Linked DNA regions of Homo sapiens: region 1 is linked to region 2. The links are chromatin contacts, found by Hi-C or POLR2A ChIA-PET in ENCODE. All regions are on one chromosome and are shown on one strand. Each heading gives the region's core, a stretch centred on a gene start or an enhancer-like site at or near the end of the contact. The rest is flanking DNA. Distances are from core to core; before and after follow the strand shown.

Evidence for each region. Hi-C counts contacts between places; a loop is a spot of excess contacts on that map. ChIA-PET counts read pairs that join two places held with the same protein, here RNA polymerase II (POLR2A).
Region 1: a map of A673 shows a loop between it and region 2 (2.2-fold over the local background). The contact joins the promoter of LINC03069 here to the promoter of LINC01539 in region 2. A Hi-C loop is called at or near these places in 5 of 168 maps with a recorded cell type or tissue (A673, IMR-90, endothelial cell of umbilical vein and 2 more). POLR2A ChIA-PET finds 5 or more read pairs at or near these places in 1 of 52 experiments (AG04450).

What each region holds. Positions count from the first base shown.
Region 1 is chr18:56,187,606-56,194,774 of GRCh38, reverse strand. It overlaps LINC03069 (long intergenic non-protein coding RNA 3069), which reads left to right and starts at 3,513. Exons shown (of 9, transcript NR_148972.1): 1 at 3,513-4,011; 2 at 6,425-6,497.
Region 2 is chr18:56,134,446-56,141,423 of GRCh38, reverse strand. It overlaps LINC01539 (long intergenic non-protein coding RNA 1539), which reads left to right and starts at 3,888. Exons shown (of 9, transcript NR_040026.1): 1 at 3,888-4,118. All of the region lies in intron 3 of LINC03069 (long intergenic non-protein coding RNA 3069), which reads left to right. It overlaps LOC105372132 (a long non-coding RNA gene), which reads right to left and starts at 3,846. Exons shown (of 3, transcript XR_935498.4): 1 at 3,481-3,846; 2 at 2,709-2,822.

The DNA of each region.
Region 1 (7,169 bases), core at 2,264-4,763, 54 kb before region 2:
AAATTAGACCCACACCTTACATCATCTACAAAATAAATGCAAAACAGGCTGGGCACAGTGGTTCACAACTGTAATCTCAGCTACTCAGGAGGTTGAGGCAAAAGGATCACTTGAGCCCAGGAGTTTGAGGCTAGGGTGAACTATGGTCACACCACTGGACTCCAGCCTGGATGACAGAGCAAGACCCTGTCAGCAAAAAAAAAAAATTTTTTTAATTAAAAAAAAATAAGGAAGGGAAGGGAAGGGAAGGGAAGGAGGGAAGGAAGGAGGGAGGAAAGGAAGGAGGGAGGGAGGGAGGGAGAAAGAAAGAAAGGAAGGAAAGAAAGGAAAATGGATCAAAGACCTAAATATGAAAGCTAACACTATAAAATTTGGAACAAAAATGTAGGAAACAGCTTCAAAACATTGAATTTGGTGATGATTTCTAAGATATGGCACCAAAATCGCAGGCATCAAAGAAAAAACAGATAATAAGATCACATAAAAACATAAAAACTGCACCACTGGCTGGGCATGGTGGCTCATGCCTGTAATCCCAGCACTTTGGGATGCTGAGGCAGGAGGATCACTTGAGCTCAGGAGTCTGAGACCAGCCTGGGCAACATGGTGAAACACCATCTTTACTAAACATACACAAATTAGCCGGGCGCGGTGGCACACACTTGTAATCCCAGCTACTAGGGTTTAAAAACAACAACAACAACAACAACAACAACAACACACCTCACATAAAAACGGCTCCACTATCAACAGAGGCAACTCATGGAATGGGAGAAAATATTTACAAATCATATATCTGATAAGGGGTTAATATCCATAATATATAAAGTACTCCTACAACTGAACAACAGCAAAAAAAAAAAAACAAACAGCAAATTAAACCGTAGGCAAAGGACTTGAACAGACATATTTCTCCAAAGAAAATATACAACTGGCCAAGAACCATACCAGAAGATGTTCACCATCACTAATTATTAGAGAAACAAAAATGTAAAACTGTAATGAGATAGCACCTCATACCCCTTAGGATGGATACCATCAAAAAGCAAAAACAAAACAGAGAAAAACAGTGTTGGTGAGGATATGAAGAAACTGGATCCCTTGTGCACTATTGATGGGAATGTAAAATTTTGCAGCCACTATGGAAAACAGCATAGAAATTCCTCAAAAAATCAAAAATAGAATTACCATATGTTCTAACAACTCAACTTCTGGATGCATACCTAAAGAATTAAAATCAGGGTTTCAAAGAGATATTTGAATGCCTGTGTTTGTTGCAACACTATTAACAATAGCCAAGAGGTATAAGGAACCCATTTATATCCATTGATGCATAGAGGATGTGTTAACCTGTTCTTGTGTTGCTGTAAAGAAATACCTGAGACTGGGTACTCTATAAAGAAAAGAGGTTTAATTGGCTCGTGGTTCTGCAGGCTGTACGAGTATGGCACCAACATCTGCTTGGCTTCTGGTGAGGGCCTCAGGAAGCATACAATCATGGCAGAAGGCCAGTTGGGGAGTAAGCATGTCACATGGCAAGAGCAGGAGCAATAAAGGGAGGTGCCACACTCTTTTAAACAATCAGATCTCATGTGAACTCAGAGTGAGAACTCACTCATTGTCACGAGAACACACCAAGACATTCATGAGGGATTCACCCTCATAACCCAAACACCTTACGCTGGGCCCCATCTTCAACATTGGCGATTACATTTTAACATGAGATTTGAAAGGGACACACATCCAAACAATATCAATGGATAATCAAAAAGTCGTATATACATACAATGGAATACCATTTAGCTTCGAGAAAGGAAGGATATTCTGACAAATGTTACAACATAGATTAACCTTGAGGACATTATGCTAAGTGAAATAAACCAGTCACACACAAAAAAATATGGTATGACTCTACCTATATGAAGTACCTAAAATAGAAAAATTCATAAAGAGAAATTAGAATGGTGGTTACTAGAGGCTAGGGGGAGGCAGGGAATGGTGAATTGTTTGATGGTACAGAGTTTCAGCTTTTCAAGATAAAGAGTTCTGGAACTTGCTTGCACAAAAATGTGAACATACTTAACACTACTGAAGTATATATCTGATAAGATATACTGAATTATATATCTGATAACACATACTGAACACTATTTAAGTGTACAGTTAAGTACACTTAAAATGGTTAAGATAATAAATTTTATGTGTTTTTAAAGTCATAATTAAAAATTTAAAAATTAAGGCAAGTGATTTTTAATCCCCTTCTCTGTTTCAGATATGGTATTAATTTTAGCAGAGAGGAAGAAAGAAATATCTAGTAACTCCCAGGAAAATAGGCTCCCTGGATGCATAATCCAGAGATTATATATCAATGTGGTTGCACTTTGTGGCTGAATTTAGAAAACTCTAGCCTATAAAATTATAGTTGGTTACTAACATTTGGTCATCAATGAAATGACCGGAACAAAGGCTCTAATGACTAGGTTATCAGGAAACTTATCTGAATTCTCCATTGTGCTCTCAATGTGGACATACTTTTTATAATCAAAGTACCCATCAGCTAGAGCTGGAGAAGATCTGGGCTCTCTCACTGGTGCCACTGCTGATGGCATGTGTGGCTGGGCATTCTCAGCCTGTGTTCCTCGTTTACAAACAAAGATGGCCAGCTCATCCACATTGCTTGTGTTTCCTCATGGCATAATTTACTCCTTCCTGCTGCACAGGGAAATGTTTCTCTGTATGTGTTTAGTGGTATTGATTTCTATTTTTTACTCTATACCTGCTTTCTAAATTGTAACTATTAAAACATTTTTAAATTGTGGAATTAATAAAACTCTATTACTAATGTTCCAAAGAGAGCACAAGCCAGATATTTCAATTGAAGGAATTTAATAAAAGTAATTCACTATAGAGTTGCTGGAGGGGCTGAAAATAGGTGAGGTGCTGCTACTCTTAGGGTCATAAAGGGAAAAGATGGGAGTCCAGATTGACTAACAGGTGGGAGCTAGAACTACGAAGAAAGTCTGGTGGGAGCTGGGACCACGACATGGGCTGCAACTACGATGGAGCTGTTGGAGGTACTACGTGAGGGATGAGGAGGTGGGCCGCTCTCCCCTCCCACCCTCCAGTTTCCACCAGTGCTGCCCATTGATTTAACCTTAATGGAAGCCAGTGAGCAAGAGCATCTGGGAATTATAACTTGTAGAGATTAGCTCTCTACAGAGCAGAACGAGGGAAGGAAGTGTGAATGGATCTGACAGCCAACAGGCAAATGACCAGTACAAACAGCAAACTTCAAAACCATATATTTATTTATCAGGATTACAATTAGGTATGCCACCTCCCCTATAGATAAGTAACTACCTGGGACCAGGGATAGAGATAATTTGAAAGAGTCTTTGGCAAATAATTAATCTGAGTGTACTTAGACCCGCACTTCTTCACACAAGCAGATTAATTGTTTTTTAGTGAAGTATTCAAATGCAGAAACACTAAGGACTTAGAAACCAAAAATTAATTAGCGTGGGAGGAAGAGACAGTGAAGCAGCCCCTTAAAAATGGTCTTTCGGGTGGAAACACTTTATTTGGGAAGCAAAGTGCAAGATTCAGCAATAGAAACCACTCAGTGTCCTTGGTGAATGATTTGATCCTGGCCATCAGAACCTTTACTTCAGCCAGCAATAAACTCTTAGAAACAGAAGCTTCGAGGTATGTACTCCTGTTCTGCACGAACAAGTTTTCTGGTTGAACATGCTGAACCTCTTAAAAAATTCAGAACAAGTTTTCTCAGAGTTTACAAAGGGATTTCAATCACATGAAGAGAGGAAAACACACTGAGTCGTAACAGTGACATCAAAATACTTTTGAAGTTGACTGAAAATGTGGTTGCTTTTGTTTGAGAATGGCAAATTAAAGAATTGGATATTGGGTTCTTATCTCAGAAGAAACAAAGGAGGAGACCCTGAAAAACTGAACATGAAGAGGAAGAAGTGGAGTTATGCAACTCTTCATAAGGTTGGTGAAAATTGTTAAATCTTTGTGAGTGGTTCTACAGAAACTGCCTGAGTTGAATGGTATGGGAAACTTCTAGTCTAATGGATCTCCTATCTTGATGTCCTTGACTCCCAGCTCATCAGAGGCTTTAGTTTTCCTCTTTTTAATTTGCCTCTTAATGTTAGAGTTTAGCTGTAAAGATAAAATGTCTAAGTTCCTTGTAGTAAGATTTCTAAGGAATAACACCAGTACTACAAGTAATGCCTCCCTCTTGGGGGTGGTGGGGCATGTGTGTTTGTGTATTGGTGATAGCTATAAAATAGAAATAGAACTTAGGAATTTTTTCCAGAAGTGCCCCACTGTTAGACTGTTCAGCCCCATACAGGCTGCTGCTGGAACCCCAAGTGATGTCTTATTAAGTCTTAGATCAACGGCAACTGGCAAGATACCTGGAAAAGCATTTCAGCATTAAAACAGTTTTAGGTCAAATGAGGCCTGGGGAACTGCAGCTTAATTTGATCCATTGCAGCAAAGAAACAACTAAAGGCTTTTAGGTATTTGGTGGCACAGGTCCCACCAGAAAGTAATATTCAGCACTCTGGGTCAATTCAATATTTAATTATATCAGTTAAGAAGGGAACTAATCAAATACAGGCTTTGTGCAAACGCTCTTTCTATATTTAACTCTACATGCCATGAACCTGCTAGAGAGGAAAATTTGAGTTTAATAATATTTAAAAGCTCTTTAAAAGAAGCACCGTCTATCCCTTTATAGGGGCTTGCGTTTTAAAAAATAGAAAATCTATCTCTTCGGGGCTTAGTGGGAGTTAAGCCGCCTGAGAACTGGACAGTTACTCAGGAGATACTATGTGGAGATGAGAATGGTAGCTCTGTCACTAAATTAGAAGGAGCTGAGGCTCACAGGTACACACGCAGTGCTCCTTGTACCCATCCACGCCATTAGCGAGGCAACGTGGGAGAAACGCGTCTATTGTAATTCGTTCTGAGCATGCGCACGGCGTGAGCATGCGCAGCACTGTCAGAACGCAGGCCCTTTCTCGCTTCTTTTCCACCTTTGAGACTGCGCCTCTGGGTGCTGGTTGTAACCTGACTGTCTTCGCAGGAGGAGAGGAATGCAGTTCCCTAGGGACGCTCCCCGTTTCTTGATTCCCTTTAGGTATATTTATTCCTGCTTAATCCTCACGTCAAATCTGCAAAATACTTGATGAACCTTGAACTTTTTTTTTTTTTTTTAATTCCCAGAGAGGCAAAACCTTATCAGTCTGTTGGAATATCGCTGCAAAACCATGTTTTGAACGGGTGTGTTCTGTCAGACTGATTGGAGGTTTCTGGCTGGAATGTTTAATTATCACCTAATTAAGACAGGCTTTCGTTAGTCTCTTTTTTGTATGCCTTGAGATTGCCAGCGGCAGGGTAAGCTTTACTTGACTGACAGCTGTCAGTGGCCCATATGGAAATGACAAATAATGTGACAGGATGAAGATAAAAGGTTTCACCTCGACACTGACCTGTGCCAGGACTCCTTTTCTCCACTCCAGGCTTTTAAGGCAGATGCCATGGCTATGTGCTGTGTTAACTTGGCTGTTAGAAGGTTGCGTGCTGGACAATGACTGCAGTGACCCATCAGGCCATGCATCGTAATTCAGATGTTAAGCTGTCTGGGTTGACGGATCACTTCACTGGATGATCTACTGCTCTGCCCTCAACCACTCAGATGGTCAGAAACAATTGATTCCATTCAGAGGAGCCTAACCAATGCCTTCTCAAGCCACATCTAGTGTATTGAAGATGTTAAAGATAACAGCTCCATAGGCTCTTCTTTTGTAAATCTGGTGTACGAGGTCAAATGGGGTTTTCACAGGCCCCAGGAGGGACAAATCCTCGATTCAAATTTCTTTCTTATTTCATTCATCCTGCCCAGCACTCCAAACCTTTTTTTTTTTTTTTTTTTTTTGAAACATCAGCTTTTGCCACATTAATCACCTACTTGGAGGCTGCCGGAAGAGTGCTCATTGCTGGCTGTAGAATTCAACTCAGAGTTCAAGGCTGCCCAGGCACCGTCATCAGACTATCTGTCCAGATGCATTTCCTCCTGCTCCATGACAGGAGCTCCACTTTACAAAACTCTTTGCCCTTTGTTCCTTGAACCCATCTTCACCATTCTTATTTCCAACCTCGACTGGGCTTTCTTCCATTTCCTCCTCTTCTGCCTGGATGTCTTCTAAGAATACTCACTACACTCCTTGCATTAACTGAAGTTTGGCTTTCCCTGGGGCCACAGATTCTCCTGGGGCTGGAAAGAGCAGAGGTTGTTCACTCCCTGGAGCCCAAGTGACTTAGGAGAGGAAAAGAGAGGACCGCAGCATGTTCTTTGACCTTCATTGCCACTCTCATTATTCTTCTACCCTTGCAGAAAATCTCCATCTGTTTGGAGAAGTACTGCGTCCTTCCGGATTATCTTCTACACTATGCCTTATTGTTATCTGGTAAGTCATCACCACTCTATCCCCCACACCACAGGATTTGCTTTCTGACTTGTGCTTTTAATTTCTACTAACCGTCATAATAGGCATCCTCAGTGTATTTCAGATAATTCCTCTAATCGCCTTCTATACTCATTTTTCCTCTGACAACTCCAGAATATGTTTGCCCTGTTTTTGTTTCAGTGGCACACTTTTCTGGCCACACTCAGCCCTGTTCAATCTCTGAAACCTCTGCCTGTCTCTTTGTCTTCTCATCTCAGTCTTTTACCACTATTAGACGTGTTCATCAGCTTCACAGAGTCCTCCAGACTTTAGACCATTTAATTTTCACTTGAGTATCCAGCTTTTTGATCTTAATGATGGGTCACTTCAGTACTGGGTGATCACTTCAGAGAAATCGGCTTTATCTCTTTGTTCTTTAGCTACACCTATGTTTTAAGACACAACTTCCTGATGTTCCAACTATGTGTGCTGTTAGAGATAAATTTCTGAGCTACTGAAGAAAAGGAAAATCTTGTGGTCAAATGATGTTCCATAACTCAAAACAGTGACACTGTGGTCATGTCCTAAGAGTCCTTTTAGGATCTTTAATAGAAGATTCTAACATGACATAGAGGAATGAACACAGGTAAGAATCTGGAGGTTCTATCTTTAATACCAGAGTATTTTTATGCA
Region 2 (6,978 bases), core at 2,639-5,138:
GAATTCTCAGAATTCTGAGAGATACACATTGAGAGAAGTCTACTCAATGGAATGAAAGAGAAAATAATGTTTCATTTCTAGGCTTGATGTATATTAGCTTTCTTCCTCACACATGCCTCGACTTATCCTCCTCCATGCATTTTCCCCCTTCTGGAACAGAAATGACATCCAGAGTTGCCTTGAAAGCTTCATATTGAAAATGGCACCAGGCTGGGTCCCTGAACCACTGTGTGGAAGAGGGCTGTCAATCAGCTCGCCTGCCCAGTGCTACTATGTGATCAAAAAATCATCTTCTAGTGTGTTAAGCCACTGAAATTTTGGGCTTTACTTCTTAAAATAGCTGGAGTTACCATAACTAAAGCAACAGTTTTCTGTTTGGTGTTACCAAATTTCTAGATAAAATTCTTTTCTTCCCTAGCTTGAATGAGCCAGGAAGGTTTTCATTCTTTTATTGATATTCTCTTATCCTCTTTAAATAATAATAACAATAGTTATAATGATAATAATAAAAATATTTTAACAAATATCTTTAATGAGGGTCTCACTCTGTCACCCAGGCTGGAGTGCAGTGGCATGATCTCTGCTCACTGCAACCTCCACCTCCTGGGTTCAAGTGATTCTCCTGCCTCAGCCTCCCAAGTAGCTGGGACTACAGGTGTGCACCACCACACCTGGCTAATTTTTGTATTTTTAGTAGATAAAGGATTTCACCATGTTGGCCAGGCTAGTCTCAGGCAATCCACCCACCTCAGCCTCCCAAAGTGCTGGGATTATAGGCATGAGCCACCATGCCCATCCCTGTGCCAAGCTCTACTCTAAGTCTCCCATGTGTACTATGTCACTGTATCCTCAGGTGGTTCTATTTTGATCTCCGTTGTCCAGGGAAAGAAGCTGAAGCAGAGAGAAATTAAATTGCCCCACGTGGAGTCAGAATGAGAGGCCAAGGGGCTAAATCCTCACAGAACCCGGGACTGACCCATTATGCAAAGCTCAGTCCGGTCTCCCATTTCCATATTTGGACTTAGATTGCTTGGTTAAACATTCTTGTCTTGTCTCCCTTATTCAAACATACACTAATGGGGTTCCTTTGCCCTGGTGAGCTTCTCAGCTACAGAGAGCGCTCTGAAAATGCTGAAAAATCCATGGTCCTGAGGTTGCTAGGATTCTCGGTTCGTCACATTATTTTATTCATAAGTAAAATAAAGCTCAAGGAACCTGACTCACTACCTCAGAGCGAGAAGAAGGAATGAGCTCATGTCTCTAAGATCTGTGAAGCTCTGTGGAATGTGGGTTTAGATAAATAGGAGCTTTATTAGTTGTGCTACTTACAAGCCCCTTCAGTCTTCACTTTCCACCAAACTGTGTGAACAGGCCACAGTCTCCCTCTGCCCCATCTCTTCCATGGGCAGGCTGCCCATTTCAGCTTGGGCTGTGTTTCTGAAATGTCAGCCGAGGGGCTGCGGGTGCTGGAGAAGGAGCTGGGAACAGGACGTACCCGAGGCATTCATTTCAAAAAGACGAGTTCCACTTATTCAGCACATCAGTGGAGTCCAGTGGCCTGGACAGAGCCCATTTCCTGCTGCTGCAGAGGAATGAGGGACTTGTACTCCCTGTACACGATTGTTCAGGGCAGGCCCTTTTCAGGGAGGAAGAGAAGATGGTTTCTCCATTTTGTTCTGTCCTCCCAAGGAACCCATCTTACTGAGCCAAAGAGTAAAGCTCAAAGTTATCTCTATCAAAATTCACTTACTCTCAAAACTTTTTTCTCCTCTTCTTTCTCCTATGAGCCACCATGGTAAGGCCCAGTGGACACTGACCTCCCCAGGCACCAATGCTCCCACATTCCAGGGCCAACAGCCAGTTCTTCTTCCTCCTCCCACCCCACTGACAGGCTGTACTCAACACAGTCTCTCCTCCTTGGACACTTCTTTATTTCAACATTCTTCTCTTTTCCTTCTGCCCCAGTAACTGCTCTGTCTCTTTTGCTAGTTTCTCCTCAGACCCATGACCTCCAAACATCAGAGTGCTCCAGAGATCAAGATCCACCCTGTTTTCTCTTCTGTCTAAAATCCCACCCTGGGAGATCCCACCTAGTATATGGCCTTAAATGTCATCTGTATGCTAGTTACTGTCTTAGTTGCTGATCTGGCCTGGACCTACTCCTTGAACTCTAGAATGCAGCTGCTTGTTTGGCCTCCCTTCAGTTGAGATCTGCCTCCTGAACCTGCCCAAAACTGAGCTCTGATCCCCACCCCCAAATTGCTCCTCCTACTGTTGGCTTCATATCAGTATAATTCTGGTTGCTCAGGTCCCAGACCATAGAGTAACTGTGATTCTTTTTCTTACACCCCATATGCAAATCTCACATTCCCCCGGAATGTTACTATTTCTCTCTCCTTCCCAGCTAATTCCTCAGTCTGAGCCTGTCCCACCTGGAATATTGTAGTCACCTCCTAGCTGGTCTCTCAGCTTCCACACTTGTGCCACCTAAATTTGTTCCCAACATAGTAGCCAGATGGCTTCCTTGAAAATGTAAATGAAATCGTATAATCTTTCTGCTAGAAATTCTTCAGTGGCTTCCCAAATCATGCAGATCCAAATTTGTGATCTAAGCTTATGATCCATCCTCTCACCGTCCCTCTGATCTTACCTCCCACTCCCTTCCCACTCATCCCTGCACTCCCACTGTAGTGGCTTTCATGACCAACCTTGAACATGCCCAGTGTGCTCTTGCCTCAGGGCCTTTGACTTGCTCTTCTCCTCCTTCAAACGATCTTCCACCACACGTCCACGTGGCTGTTTCTTTATCTTTGTTCCGTTCCCTGCTTAAATGTTATCTTATGATAAAGGCCTTCCCTAGTCACCACATCCAATAAAGCATTTTTCCATTCATCTATCATTCTCTATGGTCTTACCTGGCCTTATTTCTTTTTAGCATTTTATAATAACTTGATATATTCAGTATTATTTATTTTGTTTATTACTTATTTCTTTCCTTGAAGTGTAGAATACAGCTTTATTTTTAAAAATAGCTTCCTGTTTGTGCACCACTGTGTTTGCATGAGAGTCACTGTGCTTACATGGAGTCACAACAAATGTGTGTTGAATTAATAAATAAATTTCTTCCCATTAGTAGAAGTTAACATGTGTGTGTGTATCTGTGTGTGTGTGAATCTGTGTGTGTATGTCTGTGTGTAATGTGTGTTGTTTCTGACTCATCAAAGGCTGTGTGCATAGGAGGTTAGATTTTATTCTCTTCTCAAAAAGTCAGTGTGTTTTTCCCTGTATCCTTTCTGCCACCATAGCCCTAGTGAAAGGAGCAGAGTCAATGTATTTCTGGAAAGAGAATAGGATGTAAGAGAGGATATTGCTGCACAGAAAAGAGGAAGGAAAAGCACATCCCTCTTGGTACAAGATGATTGTATGGAAGGGAAGGGGGTCAGAAAGAGACGAGATCAGATACAAACATGTTGGACTCACCTTCTGCACCTGCCCTCCTACCCCAGGGGAAATTATGAAAACTCTGAGAGTACAGAAAGTTTTTCCATTTCTTATTTAAAATTCTGAGAAGGGATCACTTCATGGAATAATTTCTTACCCTCTCTATACAAATCTATGCATCAGAATAAAATTGCTGCTATGGTGGCATGGTTAGGAGAACAACAGCTTGAAATTAGTACCCTAGAACACCATCTAGTTCAATATGCCTTCAAAAATATCTAGAAGTCCCAACTGGCTTTGTGGAGGGACACAGAAGGAAGGTGATGGTGCTTCTGGTGGTGAATTACTGAGGAATCACTGCAGGGATGGTGAAGTGGCCTTGTTGCCATGGCCTGTTGAGGAGGTTGCCTAGGCTAAAGAATAAATGAAAAGAACTTTCAGACCTCATAGATGAATAGAATGAGCAAAAGTTGCAGCACAGCGTGTCACCAGAGAGGAAAAGAATATCCTTGCTGTGCCAAGAAAGAAAAGACCATGGATCTACTAGTTGCAGATTTCAGCAGTAATGCCAAGGGGGCAAGAAGTGACCAGCAGAACAATTAGGCCATGGCAACAGAAGCCAACTACAACCCATGTTCCAATCTATGACCTCCCTCTCCTGCTGGTACAAGGATATGGTGAGCTATCTCACACATTCATTCACCCAGAGATGATATTTGAGACATTTAACAATGGCATGGCACAGGTAGTGATACTGCCCACAGGATGGCTTAATTCCTTTTTTCCCATTGCCCTGAGGTCAGGAAGATTATTTTCCTATATTTGTTTTACATAATATAAGTTTTATAGCTTTTCCTTTCATCATCAATTCTCTTAAAATATTTGGAATTAATTTTTGTATATAGTGTGAGGTAGAGATTTAATGTAATACTTTCTCCATCATTTACCCATAAAACTTCCAAAAGGGTCTAGATTTTTCACCATGACTCTTAGGAATGTGGCAAGGGGTGAGATTTCTTATAGTGGAATGGGTTTGGTGGGATGTTGGCAGACATTCGTATGCATGGATTATTTGTAAATCAAGCGTTTGTTTGTTAGTTGGATGGTTTATGCCTCTCCCTCATATTGTCCATTAGTGCTCCATGCTTGAACCTTTTCATTGCCAGGACTTAGTTTGTATAAATTGACAGACTGAGTCAAGTACATTGGCTGTTGTTGTTACACCAAACATATCATTTGTCCAAGTTCCTCTGTGGAACCAAAACAGAAAATAATTCTGGTTAAGTATATGACACATTTGCCTTCCCACATTACTTTGATAGAAGGGAACCCCAAGGCAGACAAAAACTGCATCTCAGAAAGAGTGAGATGAAATCTCCAAGAGCCTGATACTCTTAGGAAGTTCTTTGCACAGAGTGCATATATTTTGTGACTAAACAATAAGCGTTTATTCAGCATCTATGAAATGAATTTCAAGTTTACAAGCTTTAAAAAATAGCAAAATCCCTAGGTCTCTGCAATAGGCAAACCAGAATTTCACTTAATTTGTTGCTCATCATTTTGGCCTATAAACTCAAATACTTATTAACGCTGTAAATATGCCTTTTTACTGTCTGTCTGACAGCGCCCATGCTTTCTATGCTGTCTCCTTAAACATTTATGAGTGTTCATGAATATGCAAATGCACAATCTAATGTCTGCAAATGGTTGCAAGTACAAATGCTATGTTAATATTTCATACAGTGATGGGAGCAAATCAACAACCATAAATTTTGAACAAATATGTTGCCTCATTAATAACTAATGAGGCAGTGCATAGAGCTGAGGATTTGGCATTTAATGTAAAAGTGGTGTTTAAACAGAGTCTATCAGACAAGGCCACAGCTTCCAAAAATTCACTAAGATCTGCTTCTTTCAGAGTGGTTTCTGTTTGGAGGCGAGGGAAGGTTTTTGAGAAGAGAGTGATTCATAATAGTTGTTTTAAAAGATGAAACTCCATTACATGGTAGAAATCAAATATACCTTTATGAACAAGAAGTGTATTTGATTCAGTGTTCCACTTTCCTGGGAGTTGATGATGTGTAAGATCAACTAAGGAGAGTTTAAATACTTAGTATTAGGTTGGCGCAAAAGTAATTGTGGTTTTTGCCATTAAAAGTAGTAGTAATATAGAAATGTATGCAGCCAAGGAATTGGAAGAGCTAACCCTATTTGCCCCTCATGAGACTAGTGCTAAGTGAATTGGCTTTATGAAAGAGCTAGGCCAGTTCTGAGACTCATAACTTTGGTTCATGATTCCAGTGCTTCCACACTTTACCACGTTCCTAATTCTGTGGGGCACCAATTTTCTTCTATCTTGGTCAATTAAATATTAAAGCTAAAACTCACAATTACTATGTATTTGGGACCTTATGTCAGAGATTTTAAATAGAGAAAAATACCAATACTAGGCTCAAAAGTCACTTTATAGCTCTGGGTGTCAGCATATTCATTCATAAATTGACCAATCTCCAAGTTTTAAAAACTTTCAGGGGACTCTTCCTTGGATGAGATACAAGATGTTTAGGAATTTTTCAGCTTTGCTGAATTATCATGAACAGCATCCATGGCCATTTTGTAGGCCTGAGGAGTAGAATGTATAGTAGATTGGATAAGCTAATATTGACCATACAGTATATCCTGGAAGGTTCTCTTCAAAAATCATTTATTGATGTCAGCTTAATTATTTATTACTTGTTTTCCTCTTCATGGAAATCATTATAACCCTTTTAGTAGTAGTAGTACTTTACCATTTTTAAAGTGCCTTTTAAACATATTACTTTATTTCATCTTCAAAAGTTGCCCCATAAGTAGGTATGATTATCCATATTTTACAGATGAAAAACTCCATCTCAGAGAAGTTAAATTACCTGTTCAAGGAAAAAATAAAGTCAAACCTGATTATTTGAAGATGTGAAAGTTTAAGTTTATTATTATATGCATCTTTATAAAATACCATCTTAAAAGTATTCTTGACTTTTTAAAATAGGTTCCTTTGCCATTGATACACCTAGACCAATTTACTTTCATCTTCTTTGATTCAGATTCTGGTTTTGGTTAGCCTGATTCTCTTCATTACTCAAATCCACATCCAGGTAGGAAATAAAGTATTCAGAGGTCAGCAATAATTTCTCTGGTGATGTAGTTCATGTTCAGTGAAATAATATGTTAAGGCACCCCTTAGTGAGGACTCTTGTGGTGAACTATTTTGTATCTTGACTATGGAGGTGATTGTAGGAATATACATGCATGATAAAATGGCATAGAACTAAAGACATACACACACGTGCATATTAGTGCCATGTAAAACTCATGAAATCCATATAAGATCAGTGGACTGTATCAAAGCTAATTTCCTGGTTGTGATATTCTACTATAGTTATGCAAGGTGATACCATCATGGGAAAGGGAGTAAAAGGTACACAGGTTCTCTCTGCAATGTTTCTTAGAACTATATGTGCATCTACACTTAATCTCAAAATTAAACTACAATACACA